Linked DNA regions of Homo sapiens: region 1 is linked to region 2. A link is an interaction called in ENCODE POLR2A ChIA-PET data of the cell type or tissue named here. Cell type or tissue: A673. All regions are shown on one strand. Links, peaks and the distances in the headings refer to the core of each region. The heading gives the core; the rest is flanking DNA.

The links. Peaks named below come from ENCODE experiments on the same cell type or tissue, not always from the same donor. Only the 100,000 strongest peaks of a DNase experiment are listed, where the experiment ranks them.
Region 1: POLR2A ChIA-PET joins it to region 2 with 7 read pairs; 2 of 35 experiments call an interaction of 5 or more read pairs at or near these places.

What each region holds. Positions count from the first base shown.
Region 1 is chr11:61,686,974-61,697,473 of GRCh38, forward strand. The region is part of intron 1 of DAGLA (diacylglycerol lipase alpha); the gene reads left to right. Among named protein-coding and RNA genes, the nearest start is that of DAGLA, 12 kb to the left of the region's middle. RefSeq lists enhancers at 3,336-3,867, 3,868-4,399, 7,805-8,330, 8,331-8,857, 8,858-9,384 and 1 more. In A673, for the core only: no CTCF peak of the experiment used is centred there; no DNase peak of the experiment used is centred there.
Region 2 is chr11:61,880,590-61,886,691 of GRCh38, forward strand. All of the region lies in intron 1 of FADS3 (fatty acid desaturase 3), which reads right to left. Among named protein-coding and RNA genes, the nearest start is that of MIR6746, 5.4 kb to the left of the region's middle. In A673, for the core only: no CTCF peak of the experiment used is centred there; a DNase peak (open chromatin) is centred at 1,052; H3K27ac peaks cover 1,502 bases.

The DNA of each region.
Region 1 (10,500 bases), core at 4,660-7,159, 190 kb before region 2:
GTCAGGGAGGGCACCAGGGCGTGTCTTTAGGAGGCTTTGCTCAGCCACAAAATAATACTAGTAACAATAACTTCCATTTTCTGAATGTGGATGAACTGAACCCAGGAGAGTGTATAGAGGATGTCATTTACTCCTTGCAACAGCAACCCCCTGCACGCTCCCATCCCTCCAACCTCCATCTTACGGGCGGCTTAGGGAGCTTGCATCACCTGCTCAGGGACACTCAGAGAGGCAGGGAGCCAGGGTTTGAACCCAGGATGGGTTCTTTTTGGTGTCCCTGTCCATACGCCACCTCTCCCTCAGGTCCCACACAATCCCACCTCCTCCATGAGGCCATTCTCCATGCTCCACTGACTCTAGCACTCTTTTTTTTTTTTGAGACGGAGTCTCGCTCTGTCACTCAGGCTGGAGTGCAGTGGTGTGATCTCAGCTCACTGCAACCTCCGCCTCCTGGTTCAAGTGATTCTCATGCCTCAGCCTCCCTAGTAGCTAGGATTACAGGCACGTGCCACCACGTCCGGCTGATTTTTGTTTTAGTACAGATGGGGTTTCACCATGTTGGCCAGGCTGGTCTTGAACTCCTGACCTCAGGTGATCCACCCGCCTCGCTCGGCCTCCCAAAGTGTTGGGCTTACAGGCATGAGCCACCGCGCCTGGCCAAACAAAGGCATCTTGTAGCACTCTCTTATCTGAATAGCGCTGGCGCCCCTCAGAGAGAGCATGTGTGTTCCCCTCACTGATCTGTGTCCTCACTGAAGCATAACAATCATGGCGAAATAACATTTAGGGAGCACAGGTGCCAGGCACCAAGCTCAGTACTTTTTGTATCTTCTCTCATTTAATCCTCATGACCATAACAAGGAGCATGGGACTGCTGGGCCTGGAGTGTTCCTGGCTCTGCTGGGCAGCTGTGAACAAGTCACTTTTCTTTTGTTAGCCTCAGTTGCCCTGTCTGTATAATAGCAGCAATGATATTTGTCCTGTCTCCCTCACTGTTCAAAGGTGACACTGGATGGGAAAGGCCTTTGGGAAAGACATTGTACTAACAAAGGATTAGGGATGGCTGGGTGCGGTGGCTCACACCTGTAATCCCAGCACTTTGGGAGACCGAGGCGGGCGGGTCACGAGGTCAGGAGATCGAGACCATCCTGGCTAACATGGTGAAACCCCGTCTCACTAAAAATATAAAAAATTAGCCGGGCATGGTGGTGGGTGCCTGTAGTCCCAGCTACTTGGGAGGCTGAGGCAGGAGAATGGCGTGAATCCGGGAGGCGGAGCTTGCAGTGAGCCGAGGTCGTGCCACTGCACTCCAGCCTGGGTGACAGAGCAAAACTCTGTCTCAAAAAAAAAAAAAAAAAAAGGATTAGGATTGCTCGTACATGAGATTCAAGAGCTGGCATGAAGGCTGGGAATACTTAAGGCTGGGCACATAAACCCAAGCCAAGGCATCTGCACCCACCCTCTAAGCCACCCCAGCCCGGCAGATGAATTCTGCAGCTTGCCAGCTGCCAAGAACTTGCTTGAGGAACCTGTGTGGCCAGGAGTGGGGCGGGAGATCCTTAGAGTGGCTGCCAGGCCCTGGTCTGTTGTCCTGGCTGGATGAGCAGTGCCTGGGTCCTTGGAGGCGGTCCCTCCCACTCTGGGCGCCTGGATTTTGTGGAAGTGCAGGGGGCCCGTGGGGGGTTCTGGGCCCTGCTTCCTCTCCCATCTCCCACATGCAGCCTAACTAGGTCAGTTCAGGCTGGGTGTGGGGAGGAAGGAGGATAGCTCGCCAGGCAGCCACCCAGACCTCCCCTCACCCCTCAACACATGCGGAAAGCCTTGTGAGGAGGTGAGCCCTGTGTCTGTTCCGGAAAGCGACGGGGCCACCAGCCTCACAGTGGCAAGGCTCCCGGGGCACTGGCTGGGAATCCTCTGCTTTCTCATCAGCTTTACTCGGAGCGCATTTCAGTGCTGGGCTGGGGCTGGGGAAGATGACACGTGCTGCCAGGGCCTGAAGAAAAGGGCAGAGCCCTTGGACTTGTGGGTGGGGGCAAGGCATGCCTGCCATCGCTCATTGGAAATTGTGGCCAGGCTACTGTTAGGGGATGTTTTGTTTCACTTCCCAAGTTTCCGCCTTCTGCGGGCCGGGATTACATCAGGCTCCCCTGGCACGCCCTTTAGCCAACTCCCACTTCATCCAAGCTCCTCCACTGCCCTGGGACAGCTGCCCCGCTGCAGTTTTGGGGCAGGCTGCAGAATCACTGCGCAGCCCTAGGCCCAGTGGCTAAGGGGACTGTCCTGGCCTTTTCAGCCTCATCTGCAGAGGCTGGGAACTCCCAGTGCCCTGCCTCCCAGTTAGCACCTGCCCACTTCACCCACTCGAGTCTGCCTGGTCTCCAAGATTATCCACTTCTGATTCATTCTCTCTCCCTCTTTAAATTCAGCATAGCACAGGCCTTCAGACATGGGCTTTAGCATAAAGACAGAGCTTTATATGAGACCACTACTACTTGTGCAAGTCACTTGACCTGTTTGAGCCTCAGTTTCCTCATCTTTTTTTTTTTTTTGAGATGGAGTCTTGCTCTGTTGCCCAGGCTGGAGTGCAGTGGTGTGATCTGGGCTCACTGCAAGCTCTACCTCCTGGGTTCACGCCATTCTCCTGCCTCAGACTCCCAAGTAGCTGGGACTACAGGTGCCTGCCACCACGCCCGGCTAATTTTTTGTATTTTTAGTAGAGACAGGGTTTCACCGTGTTAGCCAGGATGGTCTCGATCTCCTGACCTCGTGATCCATCCACCTCGGCCTCCCAAAGTGCTGGGTTTACAGGAGTGAGCCACTGTGCCTGGCCTCTTTTGGTACTGCTTCTATCCACTGCCTTTTCTTTGTCTAACTTTTCCTCTCTGAGGCCTTTAGGGGAAGCCAGTTTCTTCCTCAGATTCTCTGAGTCTCCCCGCACAAAGCCCCTCAGCCCTTTCAGCTGCCCTCCTAAGAGTTGGGGGATCATGACTTGGCCTCACAGAATTCCATGCCATCCTCTCTGGTCTGGGCAGCCTCTCCAGGGCAATGGGAGTGCAGCCCACCGGGTCTGCAGAGCCCCAGCTGAGGCCTGAGCTTCCAGGCACCGCAAACTCTCCTGGGCTGCAGGGCCAGAGTCAGCCCCAGTGCACCCCCAGGGCCAGAACACCAGCCGTATCCAAGTCTCTTTCCCCCTAGGAACTTAAGGAATTTTTCTTAAGGGTTGTTTCAGTTTCATACCTTTGAAAAGAACTTGCTTCTCCTTTGACACCTTCGCTGGGACTGGGGCCAGACCGTGGAGCAGATAATAGTTTTGCCACGTGTAGTCTCCCATCTCCCCATTTATTCAAGGACATTTATTGAGCACCTACTTGCCAAGCCTTGTGCCTGGAGCTGGGAATAATGGTATCACTTCGTCCTGAGGGAGTTCCTGGGTTGGCATAAGCGGACACTACCACTCTACCAGCAGCCACAATGGCAAAAGCTATGTGGTGAGTCCTCTCTGCTACACAGTGCTTTATGTGTAGGGACACATTTAATGCAATGAACAGTGATGGCTTCCATTTTCTAGACACTCACCCCTCTAGGCTCTGTGCTCAGGACAGTCCCATGGCACCCATGGAGGAAGCACTCGTTTCACAGCAGGGGTCCAAGTCTAGGACCTCAGCTTCCTTGGGGAATTGAGGGAATCTGTTAGAGGCTGCGTGTTTGTAGCTGGGACTCAGGTTCCGTCTGTCTGGCCCCTGCTCTCAGGGTGTGCACATTCCCCTCACCTGGCATGGGGTTTGGGGATTCTGTGAGCCACGGGAGGAACAGCCGCCCACAAAAGGAAGGCCCCCTTTGGCTATCCTCTTGCTGCGAAGGCCAGGCCCCGCTCCCAGGAAGCCCTCGCCGCTCCCCACATGTAGACCCATCTGTGGCTTGCACCACCTTGTTACTCCCACTGTTGTCCAACCGACCTTCACCGACCCTGTACCTCGCCGGCCGTGGCAGGCGGCTTTCAGGCTCGCACAGCATGGCTCCTCTCACCCCACACGCCCCTGCCAGTGCCACTCCAGATTGTTCTCTTTGCTGCCTGCTACACCATGCAGTTTAGAACACAGCCTAATGGAGGGCTCGGGGCACCTGAGCAGCTGCCTGCTCCATTTCTTCGCCCCTTTAATCCCTCCCTTCCCCAGGTGAACCCTATTCAGCAGGCTTCCGGCAGCAATAACAAAGCTGGGCACCCAGCCCACCAGCTGCTCAGTGCTTTATAAAAGTTTAACCTTAATGGTGTAATGAACTCCCATCATAAAGCAGCTGGAGCAGTGCATCCTGGGATGTATAAATTATAGGAACCCTCTGAAATTGTAATTGGAAATGGCAACAACAAGAAGGTTGAAAGTGGCTGGCCTCATTGGGCTGAGCACAGCTATTCTCTGTCTCCTTTCAAAAGGCACACAAAACTGAGTCTGGCTGTGAAGAAAGAATATCCTCAGCCCAAATCGAGCTCCTGGTTCTTCCGCCCGAGTTCCCACTTCCTGCCTCCAACTGTGTCTGCAGAGCCTGCAGCCTTTGGAGGTGGGACCCCCCCCAACCCAACCTGGCCCTGTGCTCTGGCTCTGTGCCCGCAGACAGAGTGGGCTGAGAGGGAACAAACACAGCCACAGGGGCAGGCTCCACCATGCTCCAGGGAGCGCTTTGGAGCAGTTGATTTGACCTCCTCGAGTCTCCATAAAGTGGAGTGAACCCACCTTGGAGTGCTGGTGGTGATTGAATGGGAAACCGCAGGGGGTGTTGGGATGTAGGGTTGAGAACTCAGGCCAGACGGTCTGGCTGCCTGTTGCAGCTCCTGCTGGGGGTAGTCTTGAGTCCTTAACCAGGTCCTTTCACCTCTCAGCTGCAGTTTCCACCTGTAAAATCAGGGAATAATTGGCCTCTGAGGAGTGTTAGGAGGTGACATGAGATGATGCTGGCTTGTGACAGACTCAGCATCGTGCTTCTTTGATGGGCACACAGATCACTGGGGAGCTTGCCAACGCAGATTCCAGTTTAGGCTGGCTGGGCCCAGATGTGCATTTCTAACAACTCCCAATAATGCTGCTGCTGCAGGCCCTGGAGCACACCTCACCTTGAGTCTGGAGGGCAGTGTTTGACCCATAGTCAGTGCATTAGAGCCTGCTGTGATCGTACGTCCAGGCAGAACCCAGGGCCTGCACAGGTGCCCACGTGGCCCATGAGCCGGCAGCTTCAGCATCACCTGGGACCAGGTTAGAAATGCAGCATCTCAGCATCCCTTCACCACCACCCTCCTCCACATCAGAATCGCTGGGAGGGGAGCCTGCAGCCAGCTCTGGAAGTTCTGCTTATGCACACTTGAGCAGTCCTGGCCAGGACTCATCCTTCAGAGCAGGATTTCTGAGTGTAGATTGGTTAACTCCAGCCTCAGAGTCTCCTGGGGTTGGCCATGGTAGAACTTGGAACCTAAAAATATAGGTTCCTGAGCCCTGCCTTGGGCTTACTGATTCAGAATTGCTGGGCGGGGCCTGGGAGTCTGCATAAGTTTGAGAGTTACTGGCGACCACTCATTGCCTGAGAGATGGGAAGAAGGGCAGAATCCCCGCTCCCCACTCCCACCCTTTATGCATAAACCTTTGCATCTGCCAGGGGGAGAAGGAACACCAGGCTGGGGTCAGGAGTTCCGGGTTCCTGCAGGATCCTGTCACCAAAGCCCAGGACCCCAGAGCCACTCTGCCTGGGGCCCAGCTGTGGGGTTTTCTCACACCGAGAAGAGGGAAACAACCCAACATCCCCGAGTAGAGAGTTGGTTGAATGAACTTCCGTACATCTTGTATGTGGACTACTCCACAATAATGAGGAAAGATGGCGGTAGGAAAATGTTTAAGGAGAAGTGCTCACCTTTTAGTTCAGTAAAAAAAAAAATGGTAGATGCCGAATGGTCCCACAATTAGATGGAGGAAAAAAAAGACTAGAAGGATGTTAATAGTTGATAGTTTTCCTAGAGGGATCATGGGTGATTTATATTTTCTTCTTTTTGGTTTCTATTTTTTTTTTTTTTGGTGAGATTGAGTCTCACTCTGTTGCCCAGGCTGGAGTGCAGTGGTGCGGTCTGCCTTCTCAGTTCAAGCCATTCTCCTGCCTTAGCCTCGCAAATATCTGGGACTGTAGGTGCCCGCCACCACATCTGGCTAATTTTTGTATTTTTAGTACAGACGGGGTTTCACCATGTTGGCCAGGCTGGTCTCGAACTCCTGGACCTCAGGTGATCCAGCCTCCCAAAGTACTGGGATTACAGATATGAGCCACTGCACCCAGCTAGTTTCTATTTTCTATAGAGAACTTGTATTTTTGTAATAAAAAGATAAGTCTTTTTCTTTTTCTTTCTTTTTTTTTTTTGACATGGAGTCTTACTCTGTTGTCCAGGCCAGAGTGCAGTGGTGCAATCTTGGCTTACTGCAATCTCTGCCTCCTGGGTTTAAGCGATTCTCCTGCCTCAGCCTCCAGAGTAGCTGGGACTACAGGCGCCCACCACCATGCCCAGCTAATTTTTGTATTTTTAGTGGAGACCGGGTTTCACCATATTGGCCAGGCTGGTCTCGATCTCCTGATCTTGTGGTCCGCCTCCCTCGGCCTCCCAAAGTGCTGGGATTACAGGCATGAGCCACCATGCCCGGCCAAAGATAAGTCTTTTTCTTATGCATAAGTCAGCGTGTCTGGTCTGGGGTCCCCGGTCACAGTGCACCTGCCCTGCCTGAGGTGAGGCTCCTGCAGCCAGGGGCAGCCCAGACTCCCCCACTGGGGTGACTTTCACCATCGCCTCCCTCACCTCCAGGGTATGGCTGATGATCCCCAGGGCTTCACACCGCTTCTCCCGCTTTCTTACTTCCTCTCTGCTTTGAGTCTTCCCTGATGATGCCCAGCACTCCTCCCATTTTACATAAGAGGAGAGGGTGGGGAGGGGACAGCTGAGAGGTGGGAAGCCCCCAGCTTGCAAACCTCTGAGGCCAAGTTTAGTTTGGCATCACCTAGGTGACTAAATCTAAATTCCAGAGTCTAGGCACATAGGATATGCTCGGAGAGTAATGGCTGCATGAATGAGGCTGGGAAGGCAGCCAAGGATGGGGCAGAGGCCCAAAGCTGTGTGACCTTGGCACGTCAGCATTCCTCTATGAGCTTAGGGTACTCATCTGTAGGATTCGGGGAATCAGGGAGGCGTGGCATCTGAGTTCCCTGGGCCTCTCCAGCTCTGAACTTCTGGGGACTGTCACATGTCTTCAGTCCTGCTTCCTTGCCTGTTTTTTTCTAAGCAATTTTTGCTGCCCAAGAAGACCTCACCTGTGTGTTCCAGCTACCCAGTGAGTTTGCGCGTAAATGGCTGCTCAGGGCAGGGCTCTCCAGTCAAGGGCTTGAGCAAGGCCACTGCTGTCCCCACAGCCAGGCTTCCATGCTGTGGCAGGAGGAAGGGAGACCAATGCTGGGACATGAGAGCGATCCACCACCCATAGCAGAGGGCCGGGGTGCCTGGGTGTGCTTGGACCTGACATTGGCCTCACGTGCACCCTTTGTGCCTCTGCGCCGGCTGCCTGTCAGTTGTCAGGTGTCTGCCTTTCATCCTTTCCTGGCCAAAGCTGCCTTTATTCAAGTGCCCCCTGCCAGGCTTTGTGTCTGATACCCCATTTCCGGCAGCCCTGAATCTGTGGCCCTTTGAGCTGCTGTTTTCCATCGAGTGGCTCCGTGGGGAGGAAGGGTGGGAGAAATCCATTCAAGTCATTTGTTTTAAAGACATTGAAGTAAACCCATGGGATTCATGCGGTCACATGTTTTCAGTCTTCTTTCAAAGTAATAGTTGGGTTTCTGGATCGCTCGCATTACCCACTTCCCTGCCTGGGAAGAGCGAGAGGCCTGGTCTTCAGGAAGAACCATGGAGAGGGGAAGCCTGGAAGATAAAAGCTGGGGGCCTGGCAAAACCCAAACATGTGCACGTCTCCCCGCCAGTGGAGGGGCTCTGCCTGGGGAGCACCAAGCACCTGTGTTCTGGTGATTCCAGGAAGCAGCCCCACGGGCCCTCTCTGTGTACTCGCAAGCGTGTTTTTCCTAGCCCAGGGAGCCTGCAGAAACTACCTTTGCCAGCAACTGAGAGGCAGGGTTGGGAGCTAAAGTGGTGCCCAGCCTCCCTGCTGGCTGGAATCTGGCCCTGCACAAGGTGCATCTGCCCACAGGCTCTGGGGAACCGGGTGGGAGGAGGGGCAAGAGGAGGGGAGCCAGCTTTGCTTTCCCCGCTCTTTCTGTTCAACCATCAGGCACCTCTAGGAAGCTTTCTCTGTCTGCCTGGGGCTGAGCAGTGGTCCAGGCATCAGTGTCGGAGCTCTGTGCTCACTGACCCGCCCCGGTTTCCTTGTTATTCTGCACTGTGAGCTACTTGAGGATAGGGCTTGGCATCCTCGAGTTCATGTCCCCAGAAGCTCCTGCCTAAGGGCCTGCTGAGTCCAACCCACTCCCACTTCCCAGCGGGGAGGAGCAGTGGGAGCTTCTTGTCTGGGAGCTTTCAGGTCCTAGGTCCACTCTCTGGCCCTGGTCTGAGCCTCCCACCCCGCTCCAGCCAACTGGTCTGGCGAGTTTGTGGGGACCTGGCCACAGGCGCTTCTCCAGGGACAGAATGTCCTGCTGTAAGGAGGCTTTGTGCCTGGCTTTCTGTTCTTCTTGGCTCCTCTTTGCTCCTCCTCTCTCTCTTTCATCCCAGGGAGGGTACTGACTTCTGGCTTAAGTCTGCTCTCTATCTTGCCTTTTTGGGGTCCAGGACAGCATATAGTGGGGGTGCTGGGCTCAGGCAGAGCAGTGGCCTTGCCTGGAAGGAGGGCAGGGGCAGGGCCCTTCAGGAATGAGGTAGGGTGTGCATCCCTGCGTGCCCCGGTGAGACCCTGGAAAGCCAGATACCCAGAGTGTGGATGACAGGCTCCGGGCCAGAGCCCAGGGGCTGTGGTGACCGTTCTCCCACCTCCTTCCCCGCTGATGTTCAAGGGTGAGGGACCAGAGGCCCAAAGACGGCAGCCTGCGGAGGCCTCGCTCCAGGACTCCGCCCCCACTGAGACTCCTCCCTGTCCCCACCACCAGGCTTGCTCTCAGGGAGCAGGAAATGAGAGTGGGGGAGCCTGGGTGTTCCTCTCACCCTCTGCGGGAGGGGCTGGGCACCCCGTTCCGTAGGTGTCAGCGGAACCGTCACCAGCGGTGGGCGCCAGTGCCGGGATTTCCCTGGCTGACTCACCCTCGGCCTGGCTGTGCCTCAGCCTAGGCATGAGTTCTCTGTGAAGGTGTCTGGATAGTGACAGCGATTCCCATGGAGTCCTGGGAGCGGGAGAGTGGGGGTGGAGGTGCCCACTACCCTGGCTGCCTGCCTTCCACTCCCAGTGGACCTGACGCCCAGCCGTCCGTCCGTCAAGGACACCACCCCCACTTCCCAGCGGGGAGGAGCAGTGGGGCCGGGGCGCTCCCTGAAAGATCCCTCCAGGGGCCACATGCCTCCCCTCCCCTTCCCCTGTGGGAGAGGCAGGAGAATAGGGAAGCCATTGATTCCCTCCATCCCTCCCAGAGTAAGAGGCATTTCACAGACTGGGCGACCCGGGGTTGGGGGTGGGGTGGGGTGGGGTGGGGAGCTGTGAGAGGCAGGAAGTGGGGTCAGCACCCGGATCCAAAGACCCCTTGGAGAAAAGGGGAAAACTGTAGTCCCTTCCCCTAGCAAGGTTTGCGTGAAGCACATCTTTGGGCCATCCCAGCCTCCTTGGCAGCGAGCAGGCAGCGGCAGGCACTGTCAGTGGGGTGGAGGTGTTGCAATTACCGTGTGTAGGGGGCTGGGGGAGGACTGAGCAGACAGAAATGTGGAGTGTGCGGCTTGTGAGCTGGCCTGTGGGGGCAGTGGCAGCAGAGCTGCGTGGGGTGGGATGGGAGGTGTGGATCTGGGTGGTTTGCCCCAAGATCCTCACCTTCCTATCGCCAAGGGGAGGGAGGTCACCCATGACCTCCCTGGGATGGCATAGCAGGGGATGGTAGCCTCTGGGGACTGGCCTGCCAGGGCTGAGGGCACAGGGCGACATTCAGGACCCTGGCATGGTTCGGTCTTGGCAGGCAGACTTCTCAGCCCCCTACCTGCTCACCTGGCCAGTGAGAAATGAAGCGGTTTCTGTGCCCCAGTGCCATGGACAGCTCCAGTGACTCTGATGAGGCTGTTGGCTGTGCAAATTCCTTTGTGGGTAGCCCCAGGGTAAGGTGGCCCTGGAAAGGAATGTGGTTGGTAGGCCCAACCCTACCCAGCCTCCTGAGCTTGGCCCGCTGCTGTGGTCAGGAGCATAGAAGCCGGGCCAGGGCGAGGGAAGGCCTGGCCTAAACTGAGATGGGCCCTCCAGGCAAGGCCAGCATTACCTCAGTCCTCGGAAATGCATCGCTCTGCTTGGGGGAATGGCCACACGTGGCTGAGCCCCAGGTGGTGCCAAGGACAGGAGGACAGCAGCC
Region 2 (6,102 bases), core at 1-2,500:
GGTGAAGGGTAGGTGGGAAAACCTGGAACTGAGGACCACTGGGTCACGGGGCGGGGGGATCAGTCAAGGGCGACACACATTGAGTCCTTGGGGGTTTGCAAGGAAGACACTTGAACAGTTAAACTGATTTGACTTACAAAGCAGGAAGCAGGAGCACAAAACATAATTTTTTTTTTTTTTGAGACAGTCTTGCTCTGTTGCCCAGGCTGGCATGCAATGGCATGATCTCAGTTCATTGCAACCTCTACCTCCTGGGTTCAAGCAATTCTCCGGTCTCAGCCTCCGGAGTAGCTGGTCTCAAACTCCTGACCCCAGGTGGCCAAGCTGGTCTTTAACTCCTGACCTCAGTTGATCTGCCCACCTTGGCCTCCCAAAGTGCTGGAATTATAGGTGTGAGCCACCGCGCCCAGCCTAATTTTTTTTTTAAAGTAAATAAAATGGGCCAGGCATGGTGGCTCACATCTGTAATCCCAGCACTGTAAGAGGCCAAGGCACGAGGATTGCTTGAGGCCAGGAGTTCAAGACCAGCCTGGGCCACATAGTGAGACCTTGTCTCTATTTTTACAAAAAAGAAAACATCATAAATAAAATGAATAATCCAACATTCTCGCGATTCTGTGTAATAGCTGGAGTGGGGGTGGAGTACGATGCAGGAGAAGGAAGAAAGAGTAAAGAAAGGGGGTGAGAAGAGAAGACAGACCAGGAGAAAGATAAGGGCCAGGGAAAGAGACCAGCCAGGAAGTGGCCCAGAAGTAAAGTAAGCTTGAACTTCACACCTGGGCTCACTTAGCCTTCCAGGTCTGCCTGTGGTCTTGGTATTGTAATCGGCTCACTAATTGTTCACAGCTCTTGGACTGATTTTTTTCCTTGTACTTTCAGAGGCTTTCTCTGAATGGGCTAGCCAGAGCCATACAGCAGCTTATAGAACCAGTAGCTGGGTGGTGTTGTCCCCATGGGTCTGGAGAAGGGAGGCCTCCCAGTTGCTAAAGGAAACACCTTTGAAGAAAGCTGACTGAGGACAGGGGCCTCCTATTGTCCTCTTGCTAATGAGCCTACCAGCTGGTGAGTCTTAAAACGGAAGTGACAGCGGGCCCTGAAGTCACTGCCAGGACATTCTCCTACCACCCTGGGGGAAGAAAGCACTTCAGGCCCCTCCAGCACCCACTAAGAGGTAACACCTACATGATCTACTAGGGGTCCCCTTGCCTGCTTTTATAGGCCCAGGGCAGCTTGGGGACTGGGGGGCTGGTAGGGTGCCCCTTCTGGAATAACCTGGGCTGACTTGGCTCACTCATTACAGAGGAGGGGGCTGTATAAGTGCAGATCTCACCCCCTCTGGACATGAGTCTTGAAGGAGGGGCAGCAAAACTGGTAGAAAAAAGGGCAGAGGGAAGGCTGGGGGTCCCCAGGAAGCTGTCTGGGCCCCCAGCTACCTGCAGAGCTGGGGCTGGTGTACAGGGGAGCTGGGAGGGAAGAAGACTCTTGGGGTTCTACTGACCCCACTGGGTGTTTTTTTTTTTTTTTTTTTTTTTTTTTTTTGAGATAGGGTCTTGCTGTATCGCCCAGGCTAGAGTGCAGTGGTGCAATCATGGCTCACTGCAGCCTCAACCTCCCGGGCTCAGGTGATCCTCCCACCTTAGCCTCTCTCGTAGCTGTTAGTACAGGTGTGCACCACCATGCCCAGCTAATTTTTTATTTTTATTTTTTGTAGAGATGAGGTTTGCCATGTTGCCCAGCTGGTCTTAAACTCCTGGGCTCAAGCAATCCACCCACCTCAGCCTCCCAAAGTGCTGGAATTACAGGAATGAGCCACCACGCCCAGCCCAGAAAAACACTGAAAAATTTTTTTGAGACAGGGCCTCACTCTGTCACCAGGCTGGAGTGCAGTGATGCAATCACAGCTCACTGCAGCCTTGAAATCCTGGTCGTAAGTGATCCTCCCACCTCAGCCTCCCCAGCAGCTAGGACTACAGGCACATGCCACCATGTCTCATTAACTTTTGAATTTTTTTGTAGAGTCAAGGTCTCACTATGTTGCCTAGGCATGTCTTAAATGCCTGACTTCAAGCGATCCTCCCACCTCAGCCTCCCAAAGTGTTGAGAGTACAGGTGTGAGCCACACCTGGCCTCTAATTTTTTTATTTATCTTTTATTTTTTGAGACAGAGTCTTGCTCTGTCGCCCAGACTGGGTTGCAGTGGCATGATCTCGGCTTACTGCAACCTCCACCTCCCAGGTTCAAGAGATTCTTGTGCCTTAGCCTACTGAGTAGGTGGGATTAGAGGTGCAAGCCACCACACCAGGCTAATTTTTGTATATTTCGTAGAGTCGGGGTTTCACCATATTGCCCAGGCTGGTGTTGAACTCCTGAGCTCAAGCAATCCTCCCGCCTTGGCCTCCCAAAGTGTTGGGATTACAGGCATAAGCCACCACGCCCAGCCAATTTTTTAAAAATTGTAGTAAAATATACATGAAATTTACCATTGTAAGCATTTTTAGGTGTCCAGCTCAGTGGTATTAAGTGCATGCACAGTGTTGTCCAACCATCACCATCATCCAGCTCCAGAACCTTTTCACCTTCCCCAACTGAAACTCTGTCCCCATTAAACACTAATTCTCCATTCTCTCCTCCCCCTGCCCCGGCAACCACCATGCTACCTTCTGTCCATACAGATCTGCCTCCTCCGGAAACCTCATCTGGGAGAAATCACATGTTTGTTCCTTTGCCTCTGGCTTGTTTCACTCAGCACAATGTCCTTAAGGTCCATCCATGTTGCAGCACGTGTCAGGATGTCCTACCTTTTTAAGGCTGAGCCAGCGTGATGGTGAGTCCCTCTTTCTCCTTTGAAACTCCCCAGACACACACGCACATGCAGACACACCCACCAGCCCACACCAGCAGGCATCACTCAGACACTCAGAAACATGCCCACAATCACGGCCCACATGAACACTCAGCCAAACACAGCCTTGCACACATGGTACGCAAAGATGCAGCTGGCACGCACAGACACACCCGGCGCAACGTGCAAGCTGTGGCTGCGGCCCCAGAATCTCCTCCCTCCCAGCCCTTCCCTCTATCACCCCATGTCAGTTCTGGGGCCACCTTATTGAGCTGAGGATCTTGGGTCCAGATTGGTCTCCTCGCCTCCTTTCCCGTTGGTCCTGATTCACCCAGGCCAGCCCTGTCGAGGCACTGACAGGGGAGGACAGAACCAAGCCTGCCCCAGGGCCTTCAAGCCAGATCTACCCCTTGCAATGATAAGGGGAAGTGTGAGCCCCCTCAGGGCTGTGTCAGAGAACCCCAAAGCCATTGACAGGGCTCCAGCTGGGGAAGGGACAGGTGGGGCTGTGACAGTTCCCTGGGAAGCAGGCTGGGCTCTCAGAGCTGGGTGGGCACCCTGGGGCTGTGCTTCTCATGCTATCAGGGAGTGCGAGTAGGGCAGGGGCCTGGACTCAGGCCGAAACCTGGAAGCAAACAGCCTTCTCTGGAACTGGCTGAGGTCATGTGACCTGGTCCTCTGTGGGCCTCTCCTTAAGGATGGGGGTGCCAGGCAGAAGCTAAGACTCAGAGAGGTTAAGCTACTTCTTCAAGGTCACACAGTTCCATTTGACCGAGGTTAGATCAGAGTCCAGGTCTCTTCTCACTCATAAGTGAGAGTTGAACAATGAGAACACATGGACACAGGGAAGGGAACATCACACACCGGGGCTTACTGGGCGGGTGAGGGGCAAGGGGAGGGAGAGCATTAGGACAAATGCCTAATGTATATGGAGCTTAAAACCTAGATGAGGGGTTGACGGGTGCAGCAAACCACCATGGCACATGTATACCTATGTAACAAACCTGCACATTCTGCACGTTTCCCGGAACTTAAAGTGAAGAAAACAAAAACAAAAGCGAAAAACTGTGCTTGTCGCCACTCCTGGAACAGAGGGGAAGCAGCAGTTCTCCTAGGTGGTGTGCGGGGGTCCTTGCCGTGAGGCCAGTCACTATCTCAAGAAGCCAAGGGCCCAGCTGCTGGGAGCCTGGGCTGGGGGGCAGGAAGGCGGTTCTTGGACCTCATCAGTGGAGCCTCAGGGAACTGTGGGAGGTCCCACCCTCACACACCCTAAGTGCACCCAGGAACATCCACCCAGGGGTACGTGCACAAAGCCCTGTCCCCCCAACCCCCACACGCACCCAAGCGAGTGGAAAGCGGCACTCGACGTCTCTCATCGGGTACCGGAGCAGAGCTGGGTGAAAGTGCTGGAATCAAAACGGCACCCCTAAACACAAGCTCCTGGAGGTAGCGACAGGCTCTGTTCACAGTGGCATCCTCAGAGGCCGGCACAGAGCAGCTGCTCAACAGCAGGTATGAACAAGTAGACAAGAGCCAACCCTCCACAGCCCCCAAAGCAGGGGCACGAACCATTTTGCTGGTGAGGAAATGAAGGCTCAGCGGGAAGGGACACCTGCCCAGGTCCCAGTTAGTAGTGGCAGAGCTGGGATTCGAACCCGGGCCCATCTTCTGTGATGTTCATGCTCTCTCAGGATACAGAGACAGCTCAGCCTGGCCTTGGTCCCTGGAAGCCTAGAGTGGCTCAGTTGGCCCCAAGATCCCACGCCCTGCCCAAGCCCCACCGTGAATCCCACACAGCAGCTGGTCGGGGGGGTGTCCCAGAGCCAGCCTGCCCAGGATGGAACCTGAGCTGCTATCCAGGAGCCAGGGAGCCCCAGACAAGACCACACCCATCTCTCATCAGTATTTCTCATCAGTAAACTGGGAACCACAAATCCCCATCTCACAAGGCTGCTGGGAGGATGCAGTCGGTGGCGCTAAAGCACTTAGAAGGGGCCTGGCGGTTGGCAAGAGCTCCACAGCCCAGCTCTTTCTGAGCCCTGCAGCCCTGATGAGCCTCCTCCTGAGAGTCCACTTAGAGGTAAGTGCCTGCAGGAGGGGCCTACAGGTGTCAGGGAAGAGAGTGGAGAAGCTGCTTCTCTGCCTGCCTGTTAAGTCCTGGCCAAGCCTGAGGCTGGGAGAGAGGAGGGGCTGGCAGCCTCCTTCCACCCCAGAGACACAGCAGGGCAGGGAGGGATTTTGGGTCACTCCCTAGGAGAATCAAGAATGTGCCAGATCAGTCAGGAAGGGGGTGAAGCAGGGAGTGTGGCAGGGCTGCTGAGGGCTCAGGTGGTCGGGGTCTGTCCTCGCTGCCTTCTCATGCCTTTGTAGGATGTTGGGGTGACAGGGCTATGCCTCAAAGGACACCCCCAGGACATTCCTGCCTCTCCCCTCTCCCAGGTGGGTGGGTACAGCAGGAGCGTGCCCAGCACACCATGCTCCGTCCCATCCTCTCCCTGGCGCCCGTCAGAGGAGGCCAGTGGGGAAGCACTATCAGTATCCCATTTTACAGATGAGGAAACTGAGGCCCCAAGAGGTCCCAAAGAAACACAGCTCTAAACATGGGACATCCAAATTTGGCCTGTGTAGCGGAGCCCAAGTCGAAGGCAGACACCCCCAAAAAGCTACCCCTGTCCCCCAGCACCCCTCAATGTCCTGGTGAAGGGTGGGCATATATGTGAGGGCTCCTGCAGCCAGGACGCTTGGCCTCACAAGTGTCCCTGACCCCACAGTAGCCCCAAAGCAGCTATACCCTCTGGCTCCTGGTCCTCTCTCCACCACTGACCTCTGGCTCCACTACTGGAGCCTGGCTGTTTCATCAGAAACCCGCAGGAAGAGACCGGGAGGGATGCCCAGGGGCAGTATCCTGCTGACGCCAGACAATCCCAACTCTTCCCACAAGGAAGGAGCAAGGCACTGCAGCCCCTCTGGGGAAGGGGCCTGGGTGGGCGGTGGCCTTGCAGAAAACGCCTGCGGGGAGCCCAGAGCAGTCACACTTCATGGGAGTGGCCATTAGGGGACTTTCAAGGCAGTCAATGTGGTAGGAGGGAGTGGAGTGGCTCTGGAGCCACCCCCCAACCAACTCCTGTGGCCTCAGATCTGCCTAATCCTAGTCCTGTCCCTCCCCAGCTCCCACCCAGACACAAACCCCACCCTCGTGGCCCGAGTACAAAGGCCCTACCCTTCAAGGGTCCTGAGAAGGTTCCATTACACCCCCCAGT